2 separate regions of the Homo sapiens genome follow, and region 1 is linked to region 2. A link is a loop called in an ENCODE intact Hi-C map of the cell type or tissue named here. Cell type or tissue: heart right ventricle. All regions are shown on one strand. Links, peaks and the distances in the headings refer to the core of each region. The heading gives the core; the rest is flanking DNA. Region 1 has its middle 160 kb from the start of HS3ST3A1. Region 2 has its middle 100 kb from the start of HS3ST3A1.

Region 1 (10,349 bases), core at 1-8,000, 60 kb before region 2:
AATTTGAAATTTAATTTAATTTTATTTACATTTAAAATTTTAAAAATAGATTGTTGGGTGCAAGTGCAGCTTTCTTACATGGTTATATTGCACACTGGAGAAGTTTGGGCTTTCAGTGTAACTATCATCCACATAGTGTACATTGTACCCATTAGGTAATTTCTCATCTCTCACCAACACCTCCCGCTATCCACTATCCCACCTTTCTGAGACTCCAGTGTCTATTATACTGCTCTATGTGTCCATGTGTTCACATTATTTAGCTCCTACTTATAAGTGAGAACATGCCGTATTTGATTTTCTATTTCTGAGTTATTTCACTTAATGGTTTAAAGTTTTCTAATTATGTATTCCTTCTGCACTAACAAACTAATGAAAAATTTAAACCTGCTGTCTTCACATATATTATATCATGACACATATACCCGCACATGCATAGATAAAGTGGTGGGGGAAGAGTCACAGCAGTAGAGTCTAAAACCCAATGAATAAACAGGTATTTCAAGGGAGACTTAAGCAACAAACCCAAGTCCTTACAGCAGCCATGAAAATGTTAGATTAAATATGAAACCTGAATCTAGAAGAAACAAGCTTAAGACCAATTTTTTCTTTTAATTAAAAATGTGTTGCTTGAACTATGTCCAACCCTGGGTTTTCTGGCATTCATAAGTCCTACTTTTGGTTCCAAACCTTTTCACCATTTATCACACTTTACACCCACCCTGCTAGGAAGAAACACAAGGTGGGTCTGTGTAAGTTAAGTGTGTGAGTGTGTGCCTGTGCTGTTGTTGAATCATTTCCCCCAGGTGATCCAGGAAGAAGCATATCACAGACGCCAGTTTATTACAATCAATTTTCCAATAACTCCTAACTGGGCCAGATTCAATTTAATAACAAAGGATGAAAGTGTCTAAGTCCATTAAACTACCAGATTCCTGAATTTACTTAAATCACATATTAATTTCCTTTCCTGATCTCACTGCTAAGCTGTCAAAGCTCTATCCATGTGTCACTGAGTCAACTATTTGGGGGTCAATTATGTTGAATTGCTTTGCCATTAATTGGATCACAGCCCAGCAGATTTCATGCAGTCTTCAGTTTGAAATGCTCCATGGTCTAATCACCACCTTGTCCTCTCTCTGAAAGCAACACAAAGGAATATGTTGTCTGATTGTCCTCCTGAATGTCAACCTTAAAATACAGGCAAATATACTAACATCCCAGTTAAAACAATGTTTAGTATAACTGCCTGTGAGCTGATAACTTATCCAGGTCCCAAGAGCAACTATGTTACTCAAATCATAAAGACATAGTCTTTCTTCTTCTTCTTCTTAACCTAACACCATAAATGTAATGCTTTATTACTTTTCGAGTTCCCCTCCCAATTCCCATTCTTTATAACTCTTACTCTTCCAGAATGGAATTTTCTACCACCTACCCCCAACCACCTTCTTTACAAAGCTAAGTCCTGTTCATCTTTAGCACCTTCGCAAGTGCCCACACTCTCCTGCTCCAGTTTCCTGCTTTTAATGTTCTCCAAAGCCCACTTTCCTCCTAGCCTCCTGGATTGAATCCAAGAGTCCTTTCAGCAGCACGATTCATGGTATTCATTTTCATTGAGAAAGGAGTGTGGCAGTGTAGTATCTTGAAGGAACAATGAAAGGTTCTTCTTAGCTGTGACATTTTTGCAGCTCTTAAAAACACCTGGATGTATTCTGTGATATTCTTGATGCTAAGAATTTCTCCATCCAAATATGGACCTAACCCACAGCTGGAAATAACATGCTCTTCAAATCCCCCTGCCAAAGACTTAAATATCTTCCCAGCATTTTAAATCATTTAAAGGCACTTAACCACTCGAAATGGTATGAGTTCTCCTTCCACTCACATGGAAAGCATTGCACAATTGACAAAGAGCATTAAAGGGGCTTCAAAACCAAAGTTAGAAAAAAAGTCATGAAAAGCAAATACTCTAGAGATTTATGAATAAAAATCTTTACCTAAACCATAGTAAAAGGCTCATCAGGAATGGGTGGACAGTCCTCCCCCACTCTCACTCCGAAAATGGTAAGAATTCACTTGTTCTGGTTGGATGTACAAAGAAAAAAAAAGGCTTCTATAAAACATAAAAACCACAGGGGAAAAAAAATCTGTTTTTCTTTTTCTTTTTCCTTAAACAGGGGAAGAAAATCAACTGATAGAAATATTTCGATAGAACAAACACTGGGGAATAGGTGAACTTTCTCCAGGCCAAAAAACCTTCATCTCTTACCTGGACAACTGTAATAGCTGCCCAACAGGCTTCCACTCTGACCACCAAAATTCATTCTCCAAAAAGCTTCCAAAACATATCACTTGTCTGTCAAAATCTTCCAGTGACTTTCAACTCTTCTTTGAGTCAAACCCAACCCCTTTATCAGGGCCCGCAAGATCCTGCATGACTTGATTCCATGCTTGTTTCTGCCACCTCACCCTGAAACATTCCTGTTCTCTGTGAAACCACTACATTGATATTCTATTCTTAGAACACACTGAGCTTGTTCCAGCTCAGGCCTTTTGCACTTGCTATTCCTCTGTCTGGAGCACACTTTTCTGAGTTTCTTTTAAAGAGGTTCTCATAGTTTATTAATAAATCTAACTCCCATTAGCCTGCCTAACGTAAACTACTCTTTACCCTTAGCCAGTTTCTGCTATTTAATGAGTTTTATTCTTTCACAACACCTCAAATATATAACTAGGTTATCCTGTTTACTACTTTTTTTTTTTTTTACTATTTAGTCTCTTATTAGAATAGAGATGCCAGGTAGTAGGGACTTCTATTTGTTCAACATTATATCCTCGGTACCATTGACCCTTGAGCAACATGGATTTGAACTACATGAGCCTGCTTATTGCAAATTTCCTTCCACCTTTGCAACCAGTGGGACGGCAAGACCAAGCCCACTTTTTCTCCTCCTCCTCCGCCTACTCAAAGTGAAGACAGCAAGGATAAAGACCTTTGTGATGATCCACGCCTCCTTAATGAATAGTAAATATATTTTCTCTTTTAATTTTCTTAATAACATTTTCTTTTCTCTAACTTACTTTAACAATACAGCATATAATACACATAACACACAAAACGTGTGGATTGGTAAGGCTTTTAGTCAATAGCAGGCTATTAGTAGTTAAATTTTGGAGGAGTCAAAAGTTACATGGGGGTCTTTGATAGTGTGGGGGTCAGTACCCCTAATGCCCATGTTGTTCAAGGGTCTACTGTAATTAGAACTTGGTCTGGTACTTATAGCCTTCAATAAATATTTTTGGAATGAATGAATGAGTAAATGATGAATTTAAAGATCCTGTTCTAAAATATAGAGATTACTAGTCAACACAATTCATTAGTGAACCAAGCACAATAAATTCATAATTGTGCCTCATGAATGGGCATTTCTATGATGACACACGAAGTAATGCCATGTATTAGGAGAGTCAAGAAGCACATTGCTTTGATAGATACTCCTTCTTTTCTGGGTTCTATGTCTTTGAACTACTCTGAAACAGTGTTTTCCAAACGTTCCTGATGAAGAGTCACCTAGGGTGCTGGTAAAAATGCAGCCTCCAAAACCTGGCTCTTGGAGATACTGAAATCATGAGTCCAGGAGGAATCCTGAGAATTTGAAACTATAACATGCATTTCCTGGAGATTTTTATCAATGAAGCTTGAGAAACTGCTCTAGAGCGGAGGTTGGCAAACTGCTACACATTAAAATCCCAGGGCCCAAGTTGTACCCTCATATTAATTAAATCAGAATGTCTAGGGGGTCAGACTCAGGCATTCGTCTTTTCTAAAACTCTTCATTATTCCAAAGTGTGTTCAAGTTGTGATAACTACTTCTCTAAAACAGGGTTTCTCAAACTTTAATTTGCAAATGAATCACCTGGGGATCTTGTTTGAGTGTAGATTCTCATTTAGTGGGTCTTGGTGGGAGCCCAAGACTCTGTTTCTTTGGCACGCTTCCAGCAATGTCGATGCTGGGGGTGCCTCTCATTAAGTAACAAAGTCTAGTGGATACATAAATTGTCCAATACCTAGTGTCATTGGCCATGCATATGGTATAGGAACTGTTAGGATCCTGTGCTGGAATCTGTGGGGCTGTGGCTCAGAACATGATATCTCAAACTACGGCACCTTGACCCACTGAGTACTTTGAACAAGAGGACTGGAAGGTCTCAGAAGCAAGGCTTCTCTAATATTCTTCTGCTCTCCCCTCTCTTGTCCCTCATTCTCCTCTGGAGCAAGTCATAGAATCCAGAATTCCTCTTCCCAAGTCACGTTATATAAACTAGAACTCTTCACTGAGCGTGGTGGCTCATGCCTGTAATCCCAGCACTTTGGGAGGCCAAGGCCAGTGGATCATGAGGTCAGGAGTTTGAGACCAGCCTGACCAATGTGGTGAAACCCTGTCTCTAATAAAAATACAAAAAATTAGCCAGGCGTGGTGGCCCATGCCTATAATCCCAGCTACTCAGGAGGTTGAGGCAGGAGAATTGCTTGAATCCGGGAGGCGGATGTTGCAGTGAGCCGAGATTGCACCACAGCACTCCAGCCTGGGCGACAGAGTGACACTCTGTCTCAAAAAAAAAAAAAAAAAAAGAAAAAGAAAAGAAACTAGAACTATTCTCCCCAAAGCAAGTCGTAAAACCCAGAAATGTCACTCTTCCTTTCTCTCATCTCCCTTGAAGACCTAATTCCAGAGGGGTCCTGTCCTATATCTTGGGGAAGAGACACAACATTGAGAGACCAAGAAGAATCTGAACAGATGAACCTTGCTGGGTCTGTCCTGTCCTCAGTCTATTACCACGAGATCACACCCTTTTGTCCAATCAGATTTCTATATGGCTGTGCATTCTTTATTGAACCTAAGCATAAAAATAGATAGTTTTCTCTAGGTCTTTGGGTCTTCAGTTCAAAAAGCTCTGTGTCAAGTAAGACTTTGATAAAATAAGATTGTTATGCATTTCTCTTGTTACCTTGTTTCTTATTATAGGAGTGTCGACCATGACGCCTGTGATGGGTGAAGGAAGGCTTCACACTTTTCTGCCCCTACAGTGGTAAGGCTGGTGTGTATTTAAGGCATTTGTGTTGCTGCACCAGCCATATTGTTCAGCTAATCATATTTTGTTATGGACAAGTTTTCTTCCTGGAGTCTGGGGCTGAGTAATACAGTCCATTTATTGTTGGTAAACACACCTGATGGTCCACTTCATGTGAGGTGCTGTGCTTACTCTCCTATGGATGGGACAATCACCATAAATGTTGAAATAAATATCCTCGGCCGGGTGTGGTGGCTCACGCTTGTAATCCCAGCACTTTGGGAGGCTGAGGTGGGCGGATCACGAGGTCAGGAGATCAAGACCATCCTGGCTAACATGGTGAAACCCCGCCTCTACTAAAAATACAAAAAATTAGGCAGGTGTGGTGATGGGCGCCTGTAGTCGCTGCTACTCGGGAGGCTGAGGCAGGAGAATGGCGTCAACCCAGGAGGCGGAGCTTGCAGTGAGTCGAGATCATGACACTGCACTCCAGCCTGGGGGACAGAGCGAGACTCCCTCTCAAAAAAAAAAAAAAAAAAAAAAAAAAAGAAAAAGAAAGAAATATCCTCACACGAAACAGTCATATTTATGTGGTGTCATTTTACAGTGGTCTTCCGTCCTGAAAACACACAAAAGTATTAAAAACTCTGCAAACCTTTGAAACCCATAGCTTGAGTTGGATGACAATCTTTTAAGTGCATTCATGGATGGAGCCTAATTGCTTACAACCTTGAACAAATTGTCGCATCTTTTTTGTAAATCTGAATCTTGATTCTGGAAACACATACATATTGGTAACATCAATGGTCAGTTTCTGAGTCTTTTCATTATCTGTCATGCCAAGGCCTTATTATAAGCAGAAGCTGTGAGTGTGGAAAAAGAAGTTTCCCTTGACTGGCTTTGGTCAAAGGCCATGTCCTTATATTCAATTAGTTAGGCCTGTGGCAGTTCCATCACTGAGTAATAATAGATCTGATTACCTTCTTAATGACTAACATAATCAAATCCTTTATTGATAAGACCACTGCTTTGCCCTTGACCATAATGAAAGTTGAGGAAAAAAATTGATTTTGTTGCTGAAGACTAATCAGTGTCCTTAAATTGTGAAGTCTTTTGGGAAGGGGGAGGTGCCATGATTCCAGTTGCTCATGAGCATCAGTGATTTGAACCGTCCTGGCATTGAGTCTTGAATTATAGTATAAAGTCATTCAACATGGGAAGCATCCTTATGGCTTGAGTATTCTTGCAACAAGATGATTATTAAAAAAAAAAAATTCAATACAAAGTACCAAGTAAATTGAAGTAAAATATCATAAGTTCTACTTATGGAAAGAGAATCTGCCATATTCTAGAGCAGTAGCATGTTTAAGAGGGGGTATTATCACATTGTGGAAATAAACCCAGTCTTCCCACTTGCTAACTGTGCAGAATTAATCAAGCTCCTCAGAAATTTAGGGTTCAATTCCCCTATGTCTAAAATTGAACCTCAAAGTCCTTTTCATTTTCAAAATCCTATGAATCTATGAGTGTTTCAGCTGGTATGCTCCTATAATGGCTCAATTTAGAAATGGGAGGTTTGTAGCTTTTAGTTAGCAGCCCTTGTTTTCTGATAGTCTCTGATGGCCAGCGAACTAATTAAAGATTAACACGACTTTATTCGAAACCTCTCAGACTGAGAGTTGTAGATTTGCTATGGAATAAATTGAGGATATCTGTACTCTAAACTAGGCTCTGTGGGTACTTTTCACTGGGCACAAACTCACTTAACAAAATAAGAGGACATACAGCCACATATATGTTTATTCAGCCCCTTGCAACCAAGTCCTTTTTCAGCACCTCCGTAACTGTTGGGAAAACAGCAAGGTAATTGCCAAGTTCAATCAGCTTCCATGATGTAATAAATGGAAAGACCTGTGAATTGCTCCATTGCTACACATTAAGGCCTGGAATGATGTCATTCTTTAAAAATAAATAAGCATAACCTAATGTCTTTTTATTAATAGTCGACTAATTGCTGCATCAGAAGAAGGAAAGCTTTGTAGAAGGGAGTGAGAAACTGCCCCTGACATCATACCAACAGTACAAGAGGGACTTTATTCTCTGTGTGTACACACATACACACATGGGTAAAATGGCTTCTTAAATAATGAATCCCTAGATAATGCTGCAAGAGACATGAAAGGGGTGTCAGCAATCTGATTGGCTCACAGCTGGAAAAAATTAGAGAACTGAAAAATGACAGAATGATACAATGTACTACATGGTAATAGCCTTGGCTTGGCAGGGAAAGGAGGGAAGGAGCTCTGTTTTGAGCGACCCCTCCTGCTGTCCCTGGGCATCCTCTGTTTCAGACCCCACACCTGCACAGATACTTACCTGTGTTCTCATTTATTTGTTCAAGTACACTGCAACCACTGCAAAGACCTAGTAACGTGCAACTTAGTTGAGTGAAAATAGAATCAATGAAATGGCTTTACTATTTGGGGGTCAATTATGTTGAATTGCTTTGCTGTTAATTGGATCACAGCCCATCAGATTTCATGCAGTCTTCAGTTTGAAATGTTCCATGGTCTAGTCACCACCTTGTCCTCTCTCTGAAAGCAACACAAAGGAATATGTTGTCTGATTGTCCTCCTGAATATCAACCTTAAAATACAGGCAAATACACTAACATCCCAGTTAGAACAATGTTTAGTATAACTGTTTGTGAGCTGATAACTTATCCAGGTCCCAAGAGCAACTATTTTACTCAATTCATAGAGACATAGTCTTTTTTCTTCTTCTTCTTAACATAACACCATAAATGTAATGCTTTGTTACAATTATAAATTGTAATGGGAGCAATATATTAAAAATAAAAATCAAACAAGACTGAACCATTCCTCAATAAGGAAAGTAGAGAAGTCAAGGCACTGTAGAAGAACCAGATTATCCAGGTATTAGGAATCCTTAAGTATTTATGGCTTTAGAGACTGAAGTTTTTCTTATCAATGGGTTTGAATGCAGCAATGTTTTTCCCCAGGAGATTGAATCTGTCCCTTTCTCATCTACTTGGGATGTGTTTTTGCAATGACTTTTGTAGCAATGGATAAAAGAAAGGTCCTTTCACAACTTCTGGAACATGTTATCATATTTCCTATGGACAGACATCATAAAATACTGACTCAAATTGAAATGCGTGATTCATTGTTAGTGGGAACACAATCCCACGTGCATTACCATATATAATGTGGATAGCAATATGCCTCTTATTTTCAGCATAGAATTTCTTATGCTATGTAGTCAACATATGTATCAGTTGCATGAGGCATTTCGACCTGAGTCATTATTATAAGGGAAAGAGGTTCAGAAGCTATTATCAAGGGAAAGCAGTCCTGGTATCTGGTATCTGGCTTGTGATCAGTGTTCTAACAACTCTGCATAAGCCATTCAAATATTACTCCTTTGATACCAAGTCACAATTGGAGTTATGAGTGAGTCAGAAGAAATAACTTATCAAGAATATGAAAGCGTTCTCTTGGCTTCTCTTGCCTGAAGATTGTAAATGCGAATGATTGCCTACCTCTCCCACCACATTGCAGAGCTGAAATGACTTAATTGAGATTCTAGCCACTAACAGTGCTTCAGTACATAGAGTGACCACTCTAGCATGGTAGCTCATCTGTGTTACTCAAGCAGAGTGTTATTCATCATTAGACACATAACAGGAGCTTCAGTGATGACAGAGGAAGAAGGATAACAGTGAAAAGGAGAAGAGGGAGAAAACCTAGTGTGCGGATGCCAATATAAACTACCTTGCAAGGAAGCACAGCCATGTGTTGGGAAGAGCACTGGACTTGAGAATAATAACAATAATGATTAACAACAACAATTATAATAATTGGGAGTCAGGAACGTGAGTTCTGTTGTACTTACCTAAGACTCTGTTTCTCAAAGGGTAGTCCCTTTGTTAAAAAGGCAAATGCTCAGGCTCCATGGCTATCTGAATCAGAGACTCCGGGGCAAGATCCCAGCAATCTGTGTTTTAATAAGCCCTCCAGGTAATTCTGATGCACTGTAAGGTTTGAGAACCAACCTAAGAAATTTGTTGAAGCTAGGCCAGTTGCAACGTTTACTTTTTGAAAGCAATTCCCCCACACTCACATGATCCTCACTCTGCTCTCCACTCTGCCCTCACTACATTCTCTTTCATCAGAGATATTGACTAGGAAAGACATCTGAGAGTAAGAAAGAGTTTGTGTTGTTCAATAGCTGTGGGACTTCAGGCAAGTGCAGCCACTTTTGGGGCCTCAGTTTCCATATCTGCAAAATGAGGGGTTGGCCTAGAAGATCACCAAGGTTCCTATAGATTTAATATTATACCGTTCTAAGAGTTGTTAAGTGTTATTCTAAACCTTAAGCGTCCACCATCACTCTCATTATGCATGTTACCAAGGCATCCAGAGGATAAGAGAGGCTGATAATACTCCTCAAGATAACAGCACAATAAACAATCAAAGCCTTGCAGATAATAAGACCCTTGGCAAAAAATGCCTGACTATCTAAGACAGGAACAGTGATGTATAGCAAATACATTTAAACTTAGCAGTCTGCATTCTTGGGACATAGACTAAAGATTGTGTGTTAATGTTAGAAAAAGCAACACATTCCCCAGAAGGGTTATTCTGAATGTTTAAATGGTAAATCCAGGTGAATAGGCATTCACGCAGATAAACAATGAGGTTTCATAATGGATTTATTAATAATAACATACAATAATAAATGTGAGACAGAAGCCACTGGTAAACATTTTGGAAACCAGATGGTGCATGCATTAGATAGAAGAGACAGTTTAGGCTCATTTTATTATTTTATTTTATTAAAACAATTTTAGCTATTTTAAATGGAAAATTTTAAACTGACAAAAAGTAGGTACAATAGAATAATGAACCCCTGAACTTGTTGGAACCAAAGTTTTAGGCGAAGACTATAATGGGGAAATAGGAAAACAGTGAAGATCAGAGAAGTGGGAGGCGACAGGTTAGACCCAGGGAAGCAGAAGAATATCAGCAGTGAAATTCTGTCTTCAAAGAGCACATGAAGAAGACATCTGAGGCTGGGCTCTGGATGGCTCATAGTGAGATGGGCCAACCACTGATAATAGCAATGACATAGGAGAGGAGATGACAGTCTTTTAAACACTTTACACTTATTCTCCCAACACCACTGTATGTGATAAGTACTGGTAGTAACCCTGTTTTGGAGGCATGTTAACAGAGTCCCAGAAGGCTAGT
Region 2 (11,997 bases), core at 3,998-11,997:
ATTGTCTGGAGGCAAGCCCTGAGATGTATTAGGTGGTTAACGTTAATAAGTCTAGTTCTAAGTATATCAAACCCTCTTTCCACCTTCCTCTTCTTTTCCCTCATGGGTCTTTTCTCTGTCTTCACTCCCCCTTCTTTGCCTTCATTTCCACTGCTTTGCCTTCTTTCCTCTTCCTGAAACCTTTCCCCCCATCTCTTTTCTTTTACTGCTCTTATGTAAAATATAGATCCATATTTATAATTATTTGTAGCATTCTGACTCTAGTTTTTAAAGTCATAAAGCCTTGTTTGAAGAAAGCCATTTGTTGAAAATTCCAAGTTATTCTGTAAAGACAATAATTAAAGTTAGTTTCTTCAGGGTAAGTGATAAAAAGCATTGACACTACTTCATTGAGCCAATTCTTCTCTTGACACAATTCAATTATCTAGTGCAACAAACCAGGTATCTTTCATGCCTGGCCACTTTAATGGAGCTTAGACACCAGGGATTTAATTAAGGTAGCAGATCCAGAAACAAACTTAGAAGTCAGACAATTTCTTTCTGGAGCATTAAGCATAAAAATTCATCACTTAAGAGTGACATTATTAAATGAGGTTTATTACTTTATTTCTAAATGAACCAAACCATATGTCTGATGCAGAATTTTAGTTATTTTACCTAGTTATGCTATTATTATTATTATTCAGGATATTAAAACTTACCAGGAAGAACATTTAAGGATTAAAACAAACAAATCAAAAAATATAATTATGTACTCACACATAGAAAGTAGACTTTAAAACCTGGAAACAATCTTACACACCATTTACTTGGAGATTTTCATTACATACACATATATGCACACACACACATATACACACACACAAATTTATATTATATGCATATATATAATGTAAATTTTCTAACTACATACATGGGAGATTGAATTGTTTGCTCGGAATCACACAACTAGTCAGAGACACTAATGGTATTAGAACCCAAGTTTTCTATCTAAAAATATATTTTTATGATTATCCTAAGTCAGTCTTGAGGTTATCTTTAAAGATGTCTTTAAGGAAGAGGAGGTTTCTGATGAGTGAGAGGACATGTGAAAGCTCCTAGGGGCTGGCATTGTTCTATTTCTTGATCTTGGTGGTGTACTGAAAACATGGATTTCACTTTATGATAATAATCTTAGTCCTTTTGGGCTGATATAACAAAATGCCATATACTAAATGGCTTATAAACAACATACATTTATTTCTCAGTTCTGAAGGCTGGGAAGTCCAAGATCAAGGAGCTGTCAAATTTGACGTCTGGTGATGGCTCATTTCTGGTGCATAGCAACTGTCTTTTGAACGTAATCTTTCATGCAGAGGCATGAGGGACCTCTCTGGAGCCTCTTTTATGAGGGCATTAATCCCATTCACGAAGGCTCTGCCTTCATGACCTAATCACCTCCCAAAAGCACCACATCTAAATATCCTCTCATTGGGGATTAGGTTTCAACATGTGAATTTAGGAGTGAAGATGAGACATAAACCTTCAGACCATATCAGATAATTCATTAAACTATACATTTGTGTTTTATGTACTTTTGCATGTTTTACATACTTAACAATCTTAAAAAGTTATATATAGATAGCTACATAGATATCAATATAAATATATAATATATATAGTATTTATATTATATACTTATTTAAAAAAGATATACATAAATATGGACATTATGTATAAAACATGCATACATAGTGTTCATTCTTCAACAACAGAGTCTAGTCCTTCTATCTTGTTTCCTAATACATGATTGATAAGCAATATCCATGATAAAGATGGACACTGAGGTGAACTATGGATTGATCAATTCTTATGAGATCAATTTTCAAGATTCAGACCATGGATCCCTAATTTCTCAGGGAATCAGGCTTACAGGATTTTGTGGTCAAGTGAGTGTATACACAAGGTTTTCTGTGCCAGAGCCTTGTAGCTGGTTTCCAGGGTTGGTTTTCCTCCCTTTCCCACAGCAATAGAATTTCTAGAGAAGCGGCTGGGCGCGGTGGCTCACGCCTGTAATCCCAGCACTTTGGGAGGCCGAGTCGGGCAGATCACGAGGTCAGGAGATCGAGACCATCCTGGCTAACGCGGTGAAACCCTGTCTCTACTAAAAATACAAAAAATTAGCTGGGCGTGGTGGCAGGTGCCTGTAGTCCCAGCTACTCGGGAGGCTGAGGCAGGAGAATGGCGTGAACCCGGGAGGCGGAGCTTCCAGTGACCCGAGATCACGCCTCTGCACTCCAGCCTGGGCGACAGAGCAAGACTTCGTCTCAAAAAAAAAAAAAAAAAGATTTTCTAGAGAAGCAAACGACTGTCCAGAATAGAGTATATTTCCCCGCTTACCTTGATGCCAGATATGTTTATGTGGCCAAATTCTGGCCATGGAATAAAACTTGAAGTATCCAACAGAAGTTTCTGAGAGCCTTCTTTAGGAGCTAAGTACATAGTTTTGTCTTTTTGCTCTATCCATCTGTTGCCTGGAGTATACATGGTGTTTTGGACTATGATGAGGCCACACTCGAGGAGTGGATGAGTGGGGAATAGAAAGACGCCCGGGTAGCTGACAACTTCGTGAAACGGAGCTTCCATGCCATGCCTGGGCCTTTGTGTGAAGGAGAACAAAATTTCTGTCTTGTTTAAAACACTCTTGTGTTGAGTTTAGATGTTACAGTCATCTCTAATCCTAAATAATGCATGTGTCCTTCCATTTGGGGTTGGGGGAGGTTTATAATGTTGATATGTATTTGAAAGGTTTTGGTACATGCTTACATTTGTATAGGCTAAAAGATTGCACTTATGATTTTATGGAGTAGAAATTTATTAGCAGAGACAGTATTAATTAGGAAAGCATAAAACCAAGGCTATTATATAGTTTTACATAATAGCACTCTAAAGGGATTAAATGGATGAATTTTATTCTCCTTCAAGAAAGTTACTTAAGATAAGTTTCTTAGATTGTGCAAATTATTAGAGGTTTGGCCATCTGTACCAAGGAAGCTAAGATGTGCAATAACCCATTCTTATACAGTGGGTTTAGGATCAAAAGTCAAATGTCTAAGGCACAGGCCCTTGCTTCAGAATATGGTCTCTGCATCCAGGCAGATTTGGATTTAGATACTGTCTCCATCACTGCATAACTTTAAATAAATCATTTAATTTTTCTAAGCTGTAGTTTCCCTCTCTATAAAATAGAAATAATAATAACAACACTTATTTTATGAGTTTTTATAAAAATTAAATGAGCTAAAGAATGCAATCTGGCACAATGGCATGTCCTCAGATGATCAACTCTCTGGTCTCCATCAGCAGGTCTCTAGAGACATCCTTGTTCCTGGCCTTCACCTCTGGTGGCTTTCGCTGGTGTCTCTGTGCCACTTGGCTAGGAGCAGGAGTCATTCTGATACCCAGGCACATGCTGGGGGAAAGAACCCTTTTTCTTAGCCTATATGCCATAAGGCTGTCTTAGGTACACCATGCAGTCATTCATCTCTGGGATCCAGATGCCTCCCTATAGCTCTACCCCTCTGTTCTCACATCCCACAAATCTATTTGATATTTTACTGCCTCCTTCAAGCTTGGACAACTTTCATTGGGACTTCCCAACTGCCCTTGTAACTGGGGGCTCCTAGTTTCCTTCCTTCATGTCTTACCCTTACAAACCAAAGCATCATTTTCCAATCTGAAGGAAAAAAGAATAGAGAAGACTATGAGGTTTTCTGCTAAATATGTCATGTTCATCAAAAATATTTTCTATTTCTTTAGGAACATATATGTTTCGAAACCCTAACACTGTGAGAAGACTCTTGTTTATTGACTTGCTTCTCTCATATTCCTTCTTTGAGAATAAGCACATAATGATATATTTGCTTGAAAGTGGGAAGGAACAAATGAGGGAAGTACTAGGGCTGATATCTCCCAACTTTTAAAAATGTTACTCTGCTGAAGTTACAGATATGGTCAGTATAGCAGAAAAGTGAAATAACTTATCCAAAGTAATGGGTGGAACTGAAATTGCAACCATGTATTCTGTTTGTAAGTGTGTGCTAAGGGCCACTGATCCCTGCCCAATGCAGTAAAAAATCTGAATATAATTTTTCAATAACCAAAGACTTAATTACTAGTAGCCTACAGTTGACTAGAAGCGTTACTGATAACACAGTCAATTAACTCACTAATTTCAAGAATTGAGAGGATTTCAGGTTGTGGTGACATCCTTGGAAGACTTATTTATTTCTGGCTAATGACTCCTCTAAGGATAAAGCCAATTGGCATCCTAAACAAATTAAAGAGTTTCACCAGGGCACCCCATCTTAGCAGCTTTACAACTCTCACTCTAATATTTGTCCCCCAAGGCCCACAAGGCTGTTAAAAAGACTGCTCAGTAATTTAGCCTCTCCACTGCCTCCTTGGGAATCAACAAAGCCCTCAGGTAAGAAGTGATTCCAAATGTCAAGCTCATCCTACTTTACTCCTGGCTCAATCATTCTTTATTCTCGTTTCATCTCTCTATCAACTTCCAGTAGCATTTTCTCTCGTTTTGTCCAGCTTTTCTAGTTGTTCATAAAAGGATTGGTTCCAATATGACTTCTAGTAAAAGTCTACAACTGTTTCTCAATCTCACAGGCACATCTATTTTTTGAATTTTCCAGCTTCCTCCTAAATATTTACCATTTGTATTTTCATGTCCCTTCAGTTTATATTCTGCAATCTATCACTTCAACCACTCAATCAGTATCTTAAGGTTTTTATCACCCTTATATCTTAAACTAAATATACCAAACTTGATGCTTTTCACTAACCAGGACTCCTTTCTGATTTCTAGTCATTACCACGGATTGCTATAAACCTTGGTCACATTCTTCACTTCTCCTACTCGCATCTATATCAATCAACGAATCACAAAGTTCTTTAGTTTCTATTTCACCAAGAGTAGCAAGGTAATGTTTTAAGATATTAGTTAAGTATTTTCCATGCTGTTTTCCTCACTATCCAGGACACAAGATTGGCTTTTGGTATCCTCTGTCTTCGACAGGAGGGCTAATCAAAGTTGAGAATAGAAAATCAGGTGCTTGCCTTTGAAATATCTTTTTGACATTCATAAAGTATCATAAAGTCTGAGACAGTCTTTAAAGTGAATGATCTTTATTCCAAAATCCAGGCTTTTCTGGAGGGAAACTTTGAGTACCGACGAATAAGGCCCTGAATGGAGTACCCATAGCATGAAGTGTATACAGCTGACCCTTGAACAACGTGGGTTTAAGCTGTGTGGGTCCACTTACATGCAGATTTTCTTCTGCTTCTGCCACCCCTTAGGCAGCAAGACCAACCCCTCCTCTTCCTCCTCCTTCTCAGCCTACTCAATATGTAGATCATGAGGATGAAAATCTTTATGATAATCCACTTCCTCCTTTTTTTCTTTTTCTTTTCTTTTTTTTTTTTTTTTGGAGATGGAGTCTCACTCTGTCACCCAGGCTGGAGTGGAGTGGCACAGTCTCAGCTCATTGCAACCTCCGCCTCCTGGGTTCAAGCAATTCTCCTGCCTCAGCCTCCTGAGTAGCTGGGACTACAGGCACATGCCACCACATCCTGCTAATTTTTTGTATTTTTTGTAGAGATGGGGTTTCACTGTGTTAGCCAGGATGGTCTCGATCTCCTAACCTTGTGATCTGCCTGCCTCAGCCTCCCAAAGTGCTGGGATTACAGGCGTGAGCCATAGTGCCTGGCCAATCCACTTCCACTTAATGAATAGTAAACATATTTCCTTTCCTTTTTAATTTTCTTAATAACATTTTTTCTCTGTCTTACTTTATTGTAAGAATACAGTGTATAAAAATATAACATACAAAATGCACATTGATTGTGTTATCAATAAGGCTTCCATTCAACCATAGGCTATTAGTAATTAAGCATTTGGGAATTCAAAACTTATATTCAGATTTTCAACTGCATGGGGCAGGGATCAGTGCCCCTAATCCCTTTGTTGTTCAAGGGTCAGCTGTACTATAAAAATAGAGAAGGAAAAAAACCACAATGACATGTCTAGTGTTTCCTATCAAAGAGATGAAGTTTAGCCAGCTAATGTGAATAGAAATGCAAAGAACATGACTATATTGTAAATTCTCATTGGTCTCTATGCTATACATGCTGTTCCTTTATGCTCTAGGTTCTGAGAGCAATAGACAATGGGTCGGCTGAATTTACAAAATAGAACGTGCTTCAGTTTCAATGGTGCAGCCCAAGGAGGCAGCAAATTGAAAGAAAAGTGTCTTTAGGTCTGAAAAAACAATAATGGAATATAAAATGGTACAGTCACTGTAGAAAGTAGTATGAAGGTTCAGTAAAATTTAAACACAAAAGGTGGGGAGTGTTGGCTCACACCTGTAATCCCAGCACTCTGGGAAGCCAAGGCAGGTGGATCATTTGAGGTCTGGGGTTCAAGATTAACCTGGGCAACATGGTGAAACCCCATCGCTACTAAAAACACAAACATTAGCCAGGTATGGTGGTGGGCACCTGTAGTCCCAGCAACTCAGGAGGCTGAGGTAGAAGAATGACTTGAACCTGGGAGGCAGAGGTTGCAGTGAGCCAAGATCATGCCACTGCACTCCAGCCTGGGCAACAGCATGAGACTTTGTCTCAAAAAAAATAAAATGTTCAACAGAATTACCACATAACCCAGCAATTCTGCTCCTGAATACATAGCCAAAAAAATGGAAAACTTGCTCAAATTTCTGTACATACATGTCCATAGCAGCACTGTTCACAGTAGCCCAAAGTGGAAACAACCTAAATATAAAACAAAATATCCATACAATTGAATATTATTCAGCCATGAAGAGGAATAAATTACTGACATGTGGTATAACATGGACCGACTTCTAAAATCTTGCAGAGTGAATGAAGCCAGACACTGAAGTTTACATATATTACCCCATTTATACGAAATGTCCAGAATAAGTAAATCCACAGAGACGGAACACAGATCACTGGTTGCAAGGAGCTGGGAGAGGAAGGAAATGGGGAGTGACTGCTTCTTCGGTATAGGGTTTCCTTTTGAGGTAATGAAATGCCTTGGAACTATGTAAGAGGTGATGGCTGCATAACACTGTGAATGCACTAAATTCACTGAACTGCATAAACAGGTTGTTAATTTTATGTTGTATAAATTTTACCTCGATTTTTTAAGAAAGCAAGAATGATCAGATGTCTTTGGACAGAATGAGTCTGAAACTTTTCTACGAGACACGGGAGAACCCTGAATATTTTTTGTATATCCTAAGCGTAGCTCGGAACTGGCTGAGAGCTAGTGTTTGTGGTCAGGGAGTGACTTCAAGAGCTACAGATCAGAGTGGAGTGGAGAATGTGGATGTTTCTGCTACAGGAATAGGTAGCAATGACTAAAGATTACTAAAGCGGAGGCCAGCAGGTGAGTGTTGATGAACATAAGCCTGTCTCCTTGAAAGAGAAATCTCAGTTAACCTAGTTGAAGCCCAGATTGACCAAGGTTCATTCATTAAATGACCTCACGTAATCCCAAAAGTGACTTAGTTTCCTTTGAAATGCCTACAATAAATTGGCAGACTGGACTGGAGCCACATCTCCAGCTGAATTATTGAAAATAAAGATACATTTTCTTGACAGCCTAAGTCAGTCACTATGGCATGTAAATTTGCTGCAAGTCTTCCAAATATATTCACCTTCTACTATTTCCACCAATATCTCCTAAGTCTAAGCCTCATGTGGCTGATGACAAACAAAGTAATAGGGAGTATCTTTGTCCAGAAAAGAGGGTTTTATCAGATCTTTGTGTTTTAGGGATTTAAAAAAGAGAAGCAGCTCAGTCTCCTTGAGGAAGCTGAAGAAAGAGAGGATAATGAGGTTTTGAGTTTGGGAGGTAGAGGGAAAAAAACTCACATGACTCAGGGATTTGGCAGCCTTGTGGTCTGGGTAGTGGACTAATATGAATGGAGAAAAACTGCTGCAAGCTGACGAGGCCAGTGCCTGTCACAGGCTGAAGGACACACTGTGCCTACCTAAATCTACAGGCCCACTTTTCTAAGTCAACCATTTTGCTGGCTTCAGTACTCTCCCTTGACATCATGACAAGACACATGTCTTGACTGCTAGCAGATTGTGAGCTGGGGGTTAAGTCCTCAAGGAATAATAAAACCTGGACCTGGAAGAAGAAATGACATCCCAGTTTACCCATCTGAGTTTCTAGCTTTACTGCTTTCAACTCCTCGTTTTTCATTTATGTTTCTGAGACACCCATCAATTCTCTATACCTAGCCCATGCTGTTTCATTTGCTTTGAATATTGTTTCTTCAGGTCCACGTCTTTCTTTATCTATTTTCTACTCATTCTTTAGATCCCAGGTGAGTTGCCACTTCCTCTGAGAAGCCTCTGGGTAAATCATCTCTCTATTGGACCTAATAAACCACACATTCACCCCATTCTAGCCCTTGTCTTTTTGTAATTCACTTCCAATAATCTGACTTTTCTATGGAGCAGAAGTCTGCAGACTTTTTATGTAAAAGTCCAGACAGAAAATCTTTTAAGCTTTGTAAGCCACATATGGTTTTGCATGCTCTTTTACTTTTTAACTTTTGTGTTTTATTTTTCTTTCATTTTTTTTTACAACCCCTTAAAAATGTAAAAAAAAAAAAAATTAGTTCACTGGCAGTATTTTAAAAAAGCCATTTGGCCCCACTGGCCATAGTTTGCTGACATTTGCTTGCTCTCAAGATAAACGTCTTATTTTGCTTTATCATACCTTGTTTTGCATTGCCTCCCCAGTGCCTAGCACCACCCCTGGAAGCATGCTGAAAAGGTTTAACTGAGTTAAATTGAACCTTGTACGTTAAGGCTGACTTCATCTGCTTCCTTCAATCTTTGTCACCTCTAACGATGCTGTTTCTCTCTCTCTCTTTCACACACACACACACACACACACACACACACACACACACACACACACTCTGACATTTTATATGTTTTAGTCCCTTTATGCTAAACTAGTAGTCCTTGTATGCCTGCATGCTTCTCCACCAACATGATGCCTTCAGCTCAAGCACCTGCAACCAAGCCAGTGAGGGTCTTCTCCTTCCCCGCTACCTTCCTTCCTCACTCCCTCTCCCCGCTCCCTCAGTCCCCCCTCCCTCACTTCCCCCCCACTCCTTCCCTCCCTCCCTTCCTTCCTTCTTTCTCTTTCTCTTTGTCTCTTTCTTTCTTTTTCTTTCTTCCTTCCTTCCTTCTTTCTTTCTTTCTTCTTTCTTTCTTTCTCTTTCTTTCTTTCTTTCTTCCTCTCTCTCTCTCTCTCTTTCTTTCTTTCTTTCTTTCTTTCTTTCTTTCTTTCTTTCTGTTACAGGCATATGCACATGGCTGGTCGTTTGCAAGCTGGTCTTTTCCCCTAGCATTCCCATTACTTGTGAATCTAATTTGGTTCTTCAGCCAGGAATTTGGTTCTTAAATGGACTATACATTTCACTTCCTTCGTGGTATTTAAAAGCATATCTGGATAGAAGTTTTTCCGTGGAGATATGCTGAGGTTGCCTAGGGAATCCAATCCTTCCAGGACTCCAACACATCTACAATATTTGGAGTCAAGAGACCACTTTCCATCCTTTGACCATTGCATCACTGAGTATCCTTAGGCACTTTTCTACCACCTGTTACCTTGGTTTGGTAAGAAGAGATAATCAGCAACCCTCTCCAGAAACTGTGGTCTCATTAAGAAATACATATATATATATAAAACTCCTGAATAAAATATAGTCATACAAGGCCGTAAAATCCTTCACACAATTTTTTACAAATACTCTACATCAGGGATTGAAATAAACTAAAAAAGCAACAACAAAATATGCCCCTATAAAACAGGCTCTGGCTGATGAGAGATTTGGCAGTAGGTAAAAACACAGTGCAGCCCAAAACACTTGTTGCCCTTCTTTGTAGGCAGTTTGAGGTTCTTTCTTTCCGGCCCATCTGTACTGTTTTTACTGCAGTCTTGCATACTTATGGAATGAGAGCATGCTTCTTGTTGCTACAAACAGCCCTCATAAATGTTGGAGCCAAGTGTGTCTAAACATTACAGCATATTAAACACCTTTAAGCATGATCCATAACCTTGTAATTGGTACCAAAATAACAAGACCTGTGTTTTAAATGGAAATTTGACTCTGTGTTTGCTGTTGTCAATCTGTTCCATTAGAACATAGCTGGGAAAGCCAGTCACAGAAAAGAATGGATGTGATTGAAGTGTGGAACCCTGAACTCTCAGACCTTAAAGATAATCTGAGCTAATGCTCATCTCTGATTGATGTGGAAACTAAAGACCAAAGCGGCTCTATGATTGACTCAAGGCTTCCAGACTCTTTCTTCCATGGTATAAATAATAATTGCGTTAGCAATGAAATTACACAAGTTCACATGGAAATGTATCTTTCCTGGTATGGAAACAGGACAAAGAGGAGGTGGGTTTTATTTTTGACAGACATCACCAAAAGCTTTCTCCTTTCCAAATAGCTCTTTCTGAATCTGTTCCAGGTCCCCAGATCTTCACTATTAGAATCATTCATTTAGCCATGATTTTTGTAAACCTTGGTTAAGATAAAAATATGTTAAGAGAAATTGTGAAGCAGTGCAATGAATGCAGGCCTTAGAACTAGAAATGAGTGGTCTACATTCTGGCCTGACACTTGCTGGGTAGGTGATCTTGAGAAAGTTTCCAACCCCTCTCATCCACGTGTTCATTCAAACACTTATAGAGAGAGCCTACTCTGTGCCAGTTTCCTCATCTGGAAAATGAAAACCAACCTGAGTGAATAGAACTGTGAGGATTACACGGAATGACATTTAAAGTGATCATCCTGGTGTTTTCCATATGGCAGACATTTAACTATTACGGTAAATATCAGTGTATATAAAATAAAATGTGAGTCATAATATATATATAGTTATCATATGTATAATTTACATCTGCTGCTGATGGAGTTGACTGCTCACTTTTAAAATTCACCACCAAGATCATAGCAAGATAAACACAGAGAGCTTTGGCTTAGATGTTCTAATGATTAAAAGAAGCCAGAACATATGATGTTCCAATGCTGATATTTAAGGTACTGTAAGGTTCTGATTACCAGTGTCTTGTGAATAAGTCTTGGTAATTAAAAGCCTTAAAGATTTTGTTTTGTTTTAATCTCCATCCAGAGTTATGATTGAAAAATGCTTTCGGCACCCTTATTTCTCTGGCCAGCCAAAACTTAAGAAAACGATTATCATATGGGGAACATACAGGAGAAAAATGGATGAGTTTCCTTCAACACCTGTTTTCATTAAGTAAGGGGAAGGAAACGAAAGGCTTTTTTCAATGCTTATCAAGTTAGTGCCAGAAGCATTACATATGTTATCCCATTTAATCTTCAAAGCCAAAGAGGTAGATACTGTAGTCCCTGCTTGAAAAATGTTATGAAACCATCCCTAAAAGTTTGAACTTTATGGAAGTAGAATATATTTCTTAGAATTGAACTTTGAATGAATAAAAACAGAATCCAATGCAAATATTGGTATGGAAAGTTATAAGAAAAGGGTAAAATGGCATCTAGGCCAGAACCATCTTCAATAATGTTAACATTATTAATATTCTTACCGAAGAATAGTGTCATTAGATAAAGTTACAGGACAACCACAAAAGTTCATAAAAAGGAGAGGTACAGAGATAAACAGGTGCCATTGGAAGAAGACAAAGCTCAGCTCGTGAACTTGGAGGAGCCTGGTTCCATTGCTGGGCTACCCATTCTGTGAAGCTCTATACCTGAGGCTTTATTAGCTTGATTATATTAAGCATCCAAACAACTGCCTTTTTTCTGATTTTATGCTCAACAAACAAACTCCTGGTTGTAATTTCACTTCCCATGTAGGCTTGCCTACAGGAAAAGAAAGTTGCCAATGATGCAGCCGTGA

Evidence for each region. Peaks named below come from ENCODE experiments on the same cell type or tissue, not always from the same donor. Only the 100,000 strongest peaks of a DNase experiment are listed, where the experiment ranks them.
Region 1: a loop joins it to region 2, with 4 times the contacts of the local background. A loop is called at or near these places in 3 of 110 quality-filtered maps.

What each region holds. Positions count from the first base shown.
Region 1 is chr17:13,758,071-13,768,419 of GRCh38, reverse strand. No RefSeq gene overlaps it. Among named protein-coding and RNA genes, the nearest start is that of HS3ST3A1, 160 kb to the right of the region's middle. RefSeq lists a silencer at 2,371-2,571. In heart right ventricle, for the core only: no CTCF peak of the experiment used is centred there; no DNase peak of the experiment used is centred there; H3K27ac peaks cover 848 bases.
Region 2 is chr17:13,700,514-13,712,510 of GRCh38, reverse strand. No RefSeq gene overlaps it. Among named protein-coding and RNA genes, the nearest start is that of HS3ST3A1, 100 kb to the right of the region's middle. In heart right ventricle, for the core only: no CTCF peak of the experiment used is centred there; no DNase peak of the experiment used is centred there.